Regions from separate parts of the Homo sapiens genome. Here region 1 is linked to region 2. Evidence: read pairs that join two places in POLR2A ChIA-PET (ENCODE). Cell type or tissue: PC-9. All regions are shown on one strand.

What was found. ChIA-PET counts read pairs that join two places held together with the same protein. Peaks named below come from ENCODE experiments on the same cell type or tissue, not always from the same donor. Only the 100,000 strongest peaks of a DNase experiment are listed, where the experiment ranks them.
Region 1: POLR2A ChIA-PET joins it to region 2 with 5 read pairs; 9 of 35 experiments call an interaction of 5 or more read pairs at or near these places.

Annotation. Positions count from the first base shown.
Region 1 is chr2:54,484,073-54,489,072 of GRCh38, forward strand. All of the region lies in intron 1 of SPTBN1 (spectrin beta, non-erythrocytic 1), which reads left to right. It also overlaps the pseudogene C9orf85P1. Among named protein-coding and RNA genes, the nearest start is that of SPTBN1, 30 kb to the left of the region's middle. RefSeq lists an enhancer at 326-836. In PC-9, no CTCF peak of the experiment used is centred here; no DNase peak of the experiment used is centred here.
Region 2 is chr2:54,548,094-54,553,093 of GRCh38, forward strand. All of the region lies in intron 2 of SPTBN1 (spectrin beta, non-erythrocytic 1), which reads left to right. All of the region lies in intron 1 of SPTBN1-AS1 (SPTBN1 antisense RNA 1), which reads right to left. Among named protein-coding and RNA genes, the nearest start is that of SPTBN1-AS1, 8.1 kb to the right of the region's middle. In PC-9, no CTCF peak of the experiment used is centred here; DNase peaks (open chromatin) are centred at 2,238 and 3,418; H3K27ac peaks cover 2,599 bases.

The DNA.
Region 1 (5,000 bases), 64 kb before region 2:
TGCCTTGGGAGGCTGAGGTTGGAGGATTACTTGAGCTCAGGAGGCAGAGGTTGCAGTGAGCTGTGATTGCACCACTGCACTCCATCCTGGGGGACAGAGTGAGACCCTGTCTCAACAACAAAACAAAACCAAATATGTCTGTTGGCAAGTGATAACTGCACGGTATTAACTGCCTTTCTCTGAGAAATAAATTATCGGGGCCCTCCTAGGACTTTTATATGCTTGGGAATTGTGTTTATTTTCCTCTCATTCACTTCAGTCCTGCTCTTGACTGCCAGAAGAGGCCTGCTCTCCTTCCTTTCCCATTGTCAGTAAATTTTAGACTTTTTGTTAGTACTCATCTGCTATTTTTAATTACATTTCACACTTTTATTTTGCCATTTTCTATATTCTCTTTCCTCAAGCTCAGAGAGCAAGGTAGGAAATGTTAACTTCTCCTAAGAACAGGAATATGGGAAGCTGGAAAGCCGAAAAAGAATGCTAAGAGGAATAATAGGAAAGCCAGCGTTGATGACAAGTGTCTTCTGTAGTTGCCATCCTGGTAACTCTTCAGGGTGCCACTATTCCTCTATGCTTATGGATGTTTGAGGCCTTTTATAGGATAGAATTTCAAAGGACAAGTAGAGAAGTGTTAACTCCTGGGAGTAGTTCGTTGGTTTTCCCTTCATCCTTTTGCCTGTACCCGGCGTGGGGTGGTTGTGTCGGAGACAAGCTCCCAGAAAGGCGCAATGTGGCTCATTCCAGGCCTCAAGCACCAGAATACGTTTAGCTTCAAAAATGACAAGTTTGATAAGAGTGTTCAGACCAAGAAAATTAATGCAAAACTTCCTGATATAGTATGTCAGCGCTATAAAGAAGTTCTTGAGTGTCGTGTAAAATACAAAAAATACAAACCATTATCAAACCTAAAAAATGTGTTAAATGTTTATGAAAGACAGTGAAGGATTCTTATCACACAGTGTGTAGACCATGCGCCTATGAACTTGAAGTTTGCACAGAATGTGGAAAGAAAGAAGACATTGTTATTCCGTTCAGTAAGGAACCAGAAAAAATAAAATATTGAAAACAATCGCCTCTCCCTCTCCCTCTCCCTCTCCCTCCGTCTCCCTCTCCGTCTCCCTCTCGGTCTCCCTCTCCCTCTCTTTCCATGGTCTCCCTCTGATGCCAAGCCGAAGCTGGACTGTACTGCTCCCATCTCGGCTCACTGCAACCTCCCTGCCTGATTCTCCTGCCTCAGCCTGCCGAGTGCCTGCAATTGCAGGCACGCGCCGCCACGCCTGACTGGTTTTCGTATTTTTTTGGTGGAGACAGGGTTTCACTGTGTTGGCCGGGCTGGTCTCCAGCTCCTAACCGTGAGTGATCTGCCAGCCTCGGCCTCCCAAGGTGCCGGGATTGCAGACGGAGTCTCGTTCACTCAGTGCTCAATGGTGCCCAGGCTGGAGTGCAGTGGCGTGATCTCGGCTGGCTACAACCTCCACCTCCCAGCCGCCTGCCTTGGCCTCCCAAAGTGCCGAGATTGCAGCCTCTGCCCGGCCGCCACCCCATCTGGGAAGCGAGGAGCGTCTCTGCCTGGTCGCCCATCGTCTGGGATGTGAGGAGCCCCTCTGCCTGGCTGCCCAGTCTGGAAAGTGAGGAGCGTCTCTGCCCGGCCGCCATCCCATCTAGGAAGTGAGGAGCGCCTCTTCCCGGCCGCCATCACATCTAGGAAGTGAGGAGCGTCTCTGCCCGGCCGCCCGTCGTCTGAGATGTGGGGAGCGCCTCTGCCCCGCCGCCCTGTCTGGGATGTGAGGAGCGCCTCTGCCCGGCCGCGACCCGTCTGGGAGGTGAGGAGCGTCTCTGCCCGGCCGCCCCGTCTGAGAAGTGAGGAGACCCTCTGCCTGGCAACCACCCCGTCTGAGAAGTGAGGAGCCTCTCCGCCCGGCAGCCGCCCCGTCCCGGAGGTGAGGGGCGCCTCTGCCCGGCCGCCCCTACTGGGAAGTGAGGAGCCCCTCTGCCCGGCCAGCCACCCTGTCCGGGAGGGAGGTGGGGGGGTCAGCCCCACGCCCGGCCAGCCGCCCCGTCTGGGAGGTGAGGGGCGCCTCTGCCCGGCCGCCCCTGCTGGGAAGTGAGGAGCCCCTCTGCCCGGCCACCACCCTGTCTGGGAGGTGTACCCAACAGCTCATTGAGAACGGGCCAGGATGACAATGGCGGTTTTGTGGAATAGAAAGGGGGGAAAGGTGGGGAAAAGACTGAGAAATCGGATGGTTGCCGTGTCTGTGTAGAAAGAAGTAGACATGGGAGACTTTTCATTTTGTTCTGTACTAAGAAAAATTCTTCTGCCTTGGGATCCTGTTGATCTGTGACCTTACCCCCAACCCTGTGCTCTCTGAACCATGTGCTGTGTCCACTCAGGGGTCAATGGATTAAGGGCGGTGCAAGATGTGCTTTGTTAAACAGATGCTTGAAGGCAGCATGCTCGTTAAGAGTCATCACCACTCCCTAATCTCAAGTACCCAGGGACACAAATACTGTGGAAGGCAGCAGGGTCCTCTGCCTAGGAAAACCAGAGACCTTTTTTCACTTGTTTATCTGCTGACCTTCCCTCCACTATTGTCCTATGACCCTGCCAAATCCCCCTCTGCGAGAAACACCCAAGAATGATCAATTAAAAAAAAATAATAAATTAAAAAAAAAAAAAGAAAATCTAAGTTCTAACCATAGAAGAAGCTGCAGAAGAAATGAAGAAAGGGATGATAATTTAGATTTTGATGTTGATTTAGAAGACACAGGAGGAGGCCAGGTGTGGTGGCAAGAGCCTTGCCGGGGTCTTCTGATGCTTGTATTGAAAAAACTGCTTTTGCTTTGTAACAAGCAAACATAAGTGTTGGTACTTTTGCTCTGAGTCATTTACGTGAGATCATTTATCAAACGGCGCTGAGGACCAGTTTTTGAGGCTAGCAATATAATAATGTCATCTTATTTTTATATGAGCTAGTTCTTACATAACCATCAATTCTGAATCTGGTTTACTTTGGTATTAGGTAATATACACAGTTTATATTGTTCATGTATAAAATTTGTTTTTCTATAGCTTTTTCTGATTTCCTCATTAGGATTTCTTTTTTTTTTTTTTTTTTTTGCTGCTTTTTAACTTTTTCAAAAATCAGCACAATTTTTCCCTTTGAAATTAAATAGATTACTTGGTTTCCAACATTTAATTTTGTCTATTATCAGAAAAAGTTTTCACGTAATGAAATTAAGCAATATAATATTAATGGAAAACATTATTCTCAGGACTAATTACTGCGCACCTTTGATGTGTACTTGTTTGCATTTACTATATGCATGACATACTACTACTGTACAATGAATCGCAGTGCAGAGTAATGATGATTCAATAAATGTAGATCTATTTTGCATATTTGCACAACTTAAGAAATACCAACATCATTTTCTCTGAGAAGCCTTCCCTGATTTTCAGCCTAGGTACAATTCCTCAGACATGTGTTCACAAAGCTGCATACTTTTCCTTCACAATATTATCTAATGTCACATTTCTTCATTAATAATTATTAATGTCAGTCTACCCACTAAACTAGAGTACCATTGCTTTTCTAGTGTTACAATAAATGAATAAATGAATCAGTGAAGTCATGTATCATTAGGATGTCGCAGTATCTTTTATGAAATACTCAAAGTCAAAAGTTGGTCAGAATTTCACATTCTTAAATTGGCTTTTAATATAGTGATATTAATTCACTTGATGGTCTCCTCCTGTGTCTTTTTTTTTTTTTTTGAGACGGAGTCTTGCTCTGTCACCCAGGCTGGAGTGCAGTGGCACGATCTCAGCTCACTGCAAGCTCCGCCTCCCAGGTTCACGCCATTCTCCTGCCTCAGCCTCCCAAGTAGCTGGGACTATAGGCGCCTGCCACCACACCCGGCTAATTTTTTGTATTTTTGGTAGAGACGGGGTTTCACTGTGTTGGCCAGGATGGTCTTGATCTCTTGACCTCATGATCCGCCCACCTCAGCCTCCCAAAGTGCTGGGATTACAGGCGTGAGTCACTGCGCCCGGCCCATCATATCCTTTATGAATAAGAATTTCTAGTCACTAGGTCCAGGAGTCTGTATTTTGAAATTCCTAGGTGATTTTGGTGACCATCCAAGTTTGAGACCCACTGGCCTTACCGTCATGCCTCAATTTTCAAATGAGGAAACTGAGGACTAGGGCGGGAAAGTGATTTCCTTGCAATTAAAGGCAGCCAGTGGTAAGACGAGACCAAGGACCTTTCGGAGGTCCCTTGCACCCCTGAGAGTCAGTGACTCTCTGTTTTCACCTTGGACTGCCGTGATGTCTGACTCATACTGTAGTCTTCTTCCTAAAATCCTCTTCTTTTTATTTTTTATTTTTGGCAGTGTGTTGAATTCTCCTCTAGTTTCATTCAGTGAGTGCTATTTCTTGCTTCATTATAAAAGGTGGTGTGTCACAGGTCCTGTGTGATCACACAGGCTAAGTGTAAGCTTTGAGAATGATCTCTTGGACCCTTTTTCTCAGATTTCAGTGTTGTGCATTATTATCTCATCGTGGTGGCTTCTTTGTGATTTAGTTTCCCCTCCTCCCTTCACCATAAAAAAAGTCTTATCTCCTGATGTATTTTTGGCTGCAGAATAACTCCAGATGGTACATTTTGTGTAGGGAAAAAAAATAACAGAATTTTTCACACTCTTCTGTGAATTATTTTTTGACTTTCAATTATAATGAAGTTATTAATCTTACAAAGGCTCGCTTTGTAAAGAGACTAATCTGAATAAACTTGCTTGTATACAATAAGTGCCATGGCAAAAATTAAGAGTACAGTTATTATCAGAGACTAAAATAACAATTTAATTTTCTAGAAATAGAAAATTAAGAAAAATAACTTTTAATGCTGGGATTTGACATTAAGAAATGAATGACAAAAATGGGACCAAATAAAATGCTGTAATTGGCCAGACATGGTAGCTCATGCCTGTAATCCCAG
Region 2 (5,000 bases):
GATCATGCCACTGCACTCCAGCCAGGGCAACAGAGCGAGGCTCCATCTCAGAATAAATAAAATAATTCTGGTTGTGATGAATAAATCCATTTGTCAGGTATTTTTTTAAGTGCCTCCTGAGTAGGCTATTCCTCAGGACACCATAAGAATAATAAAGGAAAGATCAATGTATAAAACTGAGAAAAAGGATTTTTAAACAACAAAGTTTGCTGAGGCCAACTTTGTGTATGGTTCTACACTGGGCTGGAAAGATGACATGGAAGCTGTGCTTGTACCGCATCCTGGGCTGTCATTCTCTCTGAGCTGGTGCAAGTTGGACATCAGAGAACATAAACAGATATCACTCATCTAGCACTCAGGACAGGCCTTTTGGCTCCACCTTTGTGGTGGATGCTGGAAGGCAGTGGGGAAAGGACATTAAGGTGAGTTTTCCCTGATTCCAAGCCCTGGGCCCACTTCATTGACTGGCATGAGAAATGCACGCTACTTCCTTTGTGCTTAGCTTCCTCTTCCTTCAGGTTTGCTCTAGAAATGGCAGCAGGAATTCAGAAGGCCTGCTTTCTAATCTCCAGCATGCCGGTAGCTTGCTTTGTAACTCTGGGCACACGGCTCTGTGCCTCATTTCTCATTTTTCTTACTATAAATGAGATGGGTTGGCTTAGATAGAGGAATTTTTAAAAGGAACTTCTGACACCTGTTAGGACTTTCAGCTATCATCTTCTGACTGTGAAAGATTAAGGTATGCATGAGGGGGTGTTACCTAGGCTGGCATAGGCTCTCTGAGTCACCATATGGTGCCACCTCCCTCACAGAGTCCTTGTTTTCATCAGTGTTCAGCTTTCAAAAATGGCTAAATCATTTTTAACTGTTCCTTAAAGATACTGGGCTGGGGGTATAGGGTGAAGGTTCTGTAAGACTTGCATTTGGCTGGGCACGGTGGCTCACGCCTGTAATCCCAGCACTTTGGGAGGCCAAGAAGGGTAGATCACTTGAGGTCAGAAGCCTGGCCAATGTGGTGAAACCCCATCTGTACTAAAAGTACCAAAATTAGCTGGTGTGGTGGTGCGCGCCTGTAATCCCAGCTACTCGGAAAGCTGAGGCAAGAGAATCGCTTGAACCCTGGAAGCAGAGGTTGCAGTGAGCCGAGATTGTGCCATTGCACTCCAGCCTGGGCAATAAGAGTGAAACTCTGTCTCAAAAAAAAAAAAAAAAAAAAGACTTGTATCTGTCCTAAAACAGTTTATAATATTTTCCAAGAGCATTATGTCCTCCATGCTGCAGCATATGACAGGATTTCCTTGCTTTTAAGTAAGATTCTGTTGTATGTATATACCAATTTTCAGAGATTTTCTATTTCGGATCCTTTGGTTTTAGGGAAAACATTGGAAAAGCCAAGTGAATGGCTCATGGTCACATAGCCAGTCAGTGTTAAAAGCTGAGAATGGAGTGTGCCCTTCACTTCTCTTGAGTCTGTGTCTGGTGTACTTTCCATTATTTTAATTAAGCAGATAAGACTGGTACACAAGAAGAGATAAGCAATGCTCTCATAGAGTGTATGATATGTGCTGGACGACGGAGGCTGACAGTGCTGGTGTAGAGTTTCTAAGAAGGAGCCATCATCCCAGCTGGGTAATCTGGGAAGCCTTCCTAGAGAAGGGAAGGCTTTGAGCTGGGCTTGAAGGATGAATGGACTTGGGACTAAAAGGTGAGGGGAGGGCCAAGAGCAGAGGCATGGAAAGCCCAAGACAGGTGGGGCACTGATCAGTTTGGGTGTAGCAGAGGGGACAGTTAGGAGGAAGAGATGGGGACAGACATTTATTGAGGATCTGTCTTGTGTTGGGCACAGTATCTGGTCTTTGCCCATGCCATCTCAGTAGCCTGAGCATGGGAATGCCATCCTGGTCATGCACTTGTTTGAGGACATCACTTTCTCCCTACCCCTTGGGACTTATCTTCCTTACAGTAAAAGTCAGGTGTACTTTGATCCTGCCAGAAATTACCTGGTTTAAAATGGGGAGATAAAGCAAAGAGGGAAGGGTGTTTTATGGTGTCTGTAAAGAAGGTCTCAGAGGTAGCTATAGTATTTATTTTACAGTAATCTGGAGCCTGCCTCCTACTTACGAGGCAGCTGGCAGGCCTTGGCGCTCCTGAGTGACTGGGCTGTCCATGAATTATTCAGGGGCTGTGCCCAGCGAGTGGCTGCCTAGCAAAGTCCTATGGCAGGGAGGCTGTGCTATCTCAGTGAGAGATCAGCAGAAGCTCAGGTGCTGAGGAGGAAGAAATGACTGCACCCTTAAAATATTTCACATTTTAACACACCAGGGCTGCACATGTTGTTCCATATCTCTGCAACTGGGTAATCGGTACCTGTTTTTCAAAGAGCAAGAAACACACCCCACACCCCCAACTATATTACCTACACTCTCATGTTAGAATGGCACATGTCAGCAGGGATTTGGTTAGAAGCAACATTAAAATTGCATAGATAAGACCGAATAGGAACAGAGAGTGTTTGTGTGGAAGAAATCCTGCTCTGATATTTTCTCAGCCAAGTAGAGAAATGTAGTTGTTGCTTAATTTAGAATGGTACTTACTGTAACTATCAATAGCTGTTACTGTCACTAACCTGTCATTTGTTACATATTACACCCTTGTGTTTGTGTATGCATGTGTCCTAGTGTGTCTGATTTCCTCAGCTAGGTTGAAAGTCCCTGCAGAGAAGAAATCAGTTCTCACCATGTCATGGGTCCCTCCAATAGCCTATGCCCATGGATGGGGCTGAGAACGTGTCAGATGAGTTGACTTGGGCTCTCTGTAGGGGAGGAGTATGTCTTGACGATGAGATTTGCATGTCCCTCACCTTTCTCTTTTCTCCTACCCTCTCCAAGTGCCTGCCCTACCTGCCCTTTTCACATTTTCTTTTCACAGCTCCTGGAAAAGGTAATATGGGTGTGAATATACTTGAGGGCAGGACCCAGAGGCCTATTTTCACAAAGAATAGATTTGTATTTATTCCTTACCCATTTCTTTCTCATGAGCTCTGCTACCCAGGGAACAGTATCTTCTCACTGCCCCATATCACTCTTGTAAAACTCTGGCCTGGATGGCTCTGAACACCTGTGTGTGTCAGCTGTTCCCCTCCATGTTGGAGGTGAAAAGCAGAACCAAGAACTCTGGGCAAGAGCAGGCCTGGCCTCAACTGCATTCCTCAGATGTTCTTTTCCTTTTAACCACTCTACCTGCAACAGAGGAGCCCAGCCCTGGCTCTGGCTGCTGTTACATTCACAGGCATAGCACCACCTGTTTGGCAAAGCCAGGGCCTCTGGACCGGGGCATTCTTTTGTCTGTGCAGGGAAGCTTTGCATGTGTAGATAACAGACACGGTAAGAATGCAGGGATAAGGTTTGGCTGGGGTAGAAGATTCAATAAACTACATTCATTCCCCAGGACCTTGGGTGCTTGTTTCCAGTGTAACTTGCCGTTTTTCTCCTCAGCAGTGATCTCAGGTGTTTTGTATTCAGGTCTGATATGACCAGTTAGGCAAGAAACAGGAAAAGGATATAAATGGAAACCAGCTTTGCCCTGTTATTTCAGATTCGGCTGTATACTTAGATGGTTTTATGGGTGTGGGGGGAATGGGGGGAAGGTGTAAAGAGAGGGAGAAAGAACCATCCATATCTTTCATGGAACAGAGATAATAATTCCTATGGATAGAAAAATATCTTTTGTCCTCTCTTTTTTTTTCTTGTTATTTTGAGTCCTGAACTATCAAATCTGACAGCCCCACCTCAAATAAACATTGGCTTTTCTAAAATATAGGACTTCTGTAACTTGTTTCATAGTAAGTATTGTGTTCTGGTTATCTCTGAGGTGTCACTGCTATAAAATGTGATTCTGAGTATGCCTTTCCCAGTGCATAATGGGCTGAGTTAAAGAGAAGGGAAGGGAGGGGTATCAGTACATCCCAGAGGGAGGACTGGTCCTGCCACTGAGAAATGCCCTTTGCCAAAAATCCAGAGGAGTGGTCACCCTTGTTCCCAGCCTAAGTTCTGTGATTCCACATGAAACGCAACATCGTGCAGCTGATAGCTTCCTTGGTGAAGTAAGAGATGGCCAAAAGTGGGATAGAATTAATTTTTGAAATTTCTCCTATGAGGAGATAAAGCCTAGCAATTATAGCCACGAGGACTGTACTATAATAGTATCTTTGTAGACATGTATCTCACTTAATTTATAAATTAATTGAGATAATTTATAAATTATCTCAACCTCTGTGAGGTTGGTCCCATTATTATGCCAACTTTTTAGGCACAGAGAACCAAGGTTAAAAATTGGCAGAGCCAGCTTCTTAGGTCCCAGGTCTGCTTTTTTCTTTTTTTTTTTGAGATGGAGTCTCGCTGTCACCCAGGCTGGAGTGCAGTGGCGCGATCTCAGCTCACTGCAACCTCAACCTCCCAGATTCAAGCGATTCTCCTGCCTCAGCCTCCTGAGTAGCTGGGATTACAGGCGCCCACCACCACACCTGGCTCATTTTTGTATTTTCAATAGAGACTGGGTTTCACCATGTTGGTCAGGCTGGTCTCCACCTCCTGACCTCGTGATCCACCTGCCTTGGCCTCCCAAAGTGCTGGGATTACAGGCGTGAGCCACCACACCTGGCCCCAGGTCTGCTTTTAACCACTTTTTCTCCTGTAGCTTCACATGTCCAAGCCCTGATTCAAATGCTTACATGGGCGGTACTCTGTAAGTTGAGAAGTGGTCTCACCCATGGTTTTCTAAGAGTAGTGTGAGTCGTGAGGGGAGGGGAAGTGCTCCTGACTGCTTCTAGCTGCCCAGGCCATGGGCCTTGAGTGGGAGGTGCCACTGGGGAGAAAGGAGATGTTCTAAAGAGGTGGCAGGCAGGTAGCAATGGCATAGAAATACCAGTGTCAAATGTGCTATGCCAGTAGGGCTTTTGAAAATTGTTCTTTTGGGGGGAAAAGGAGGCTTCATATAATTTC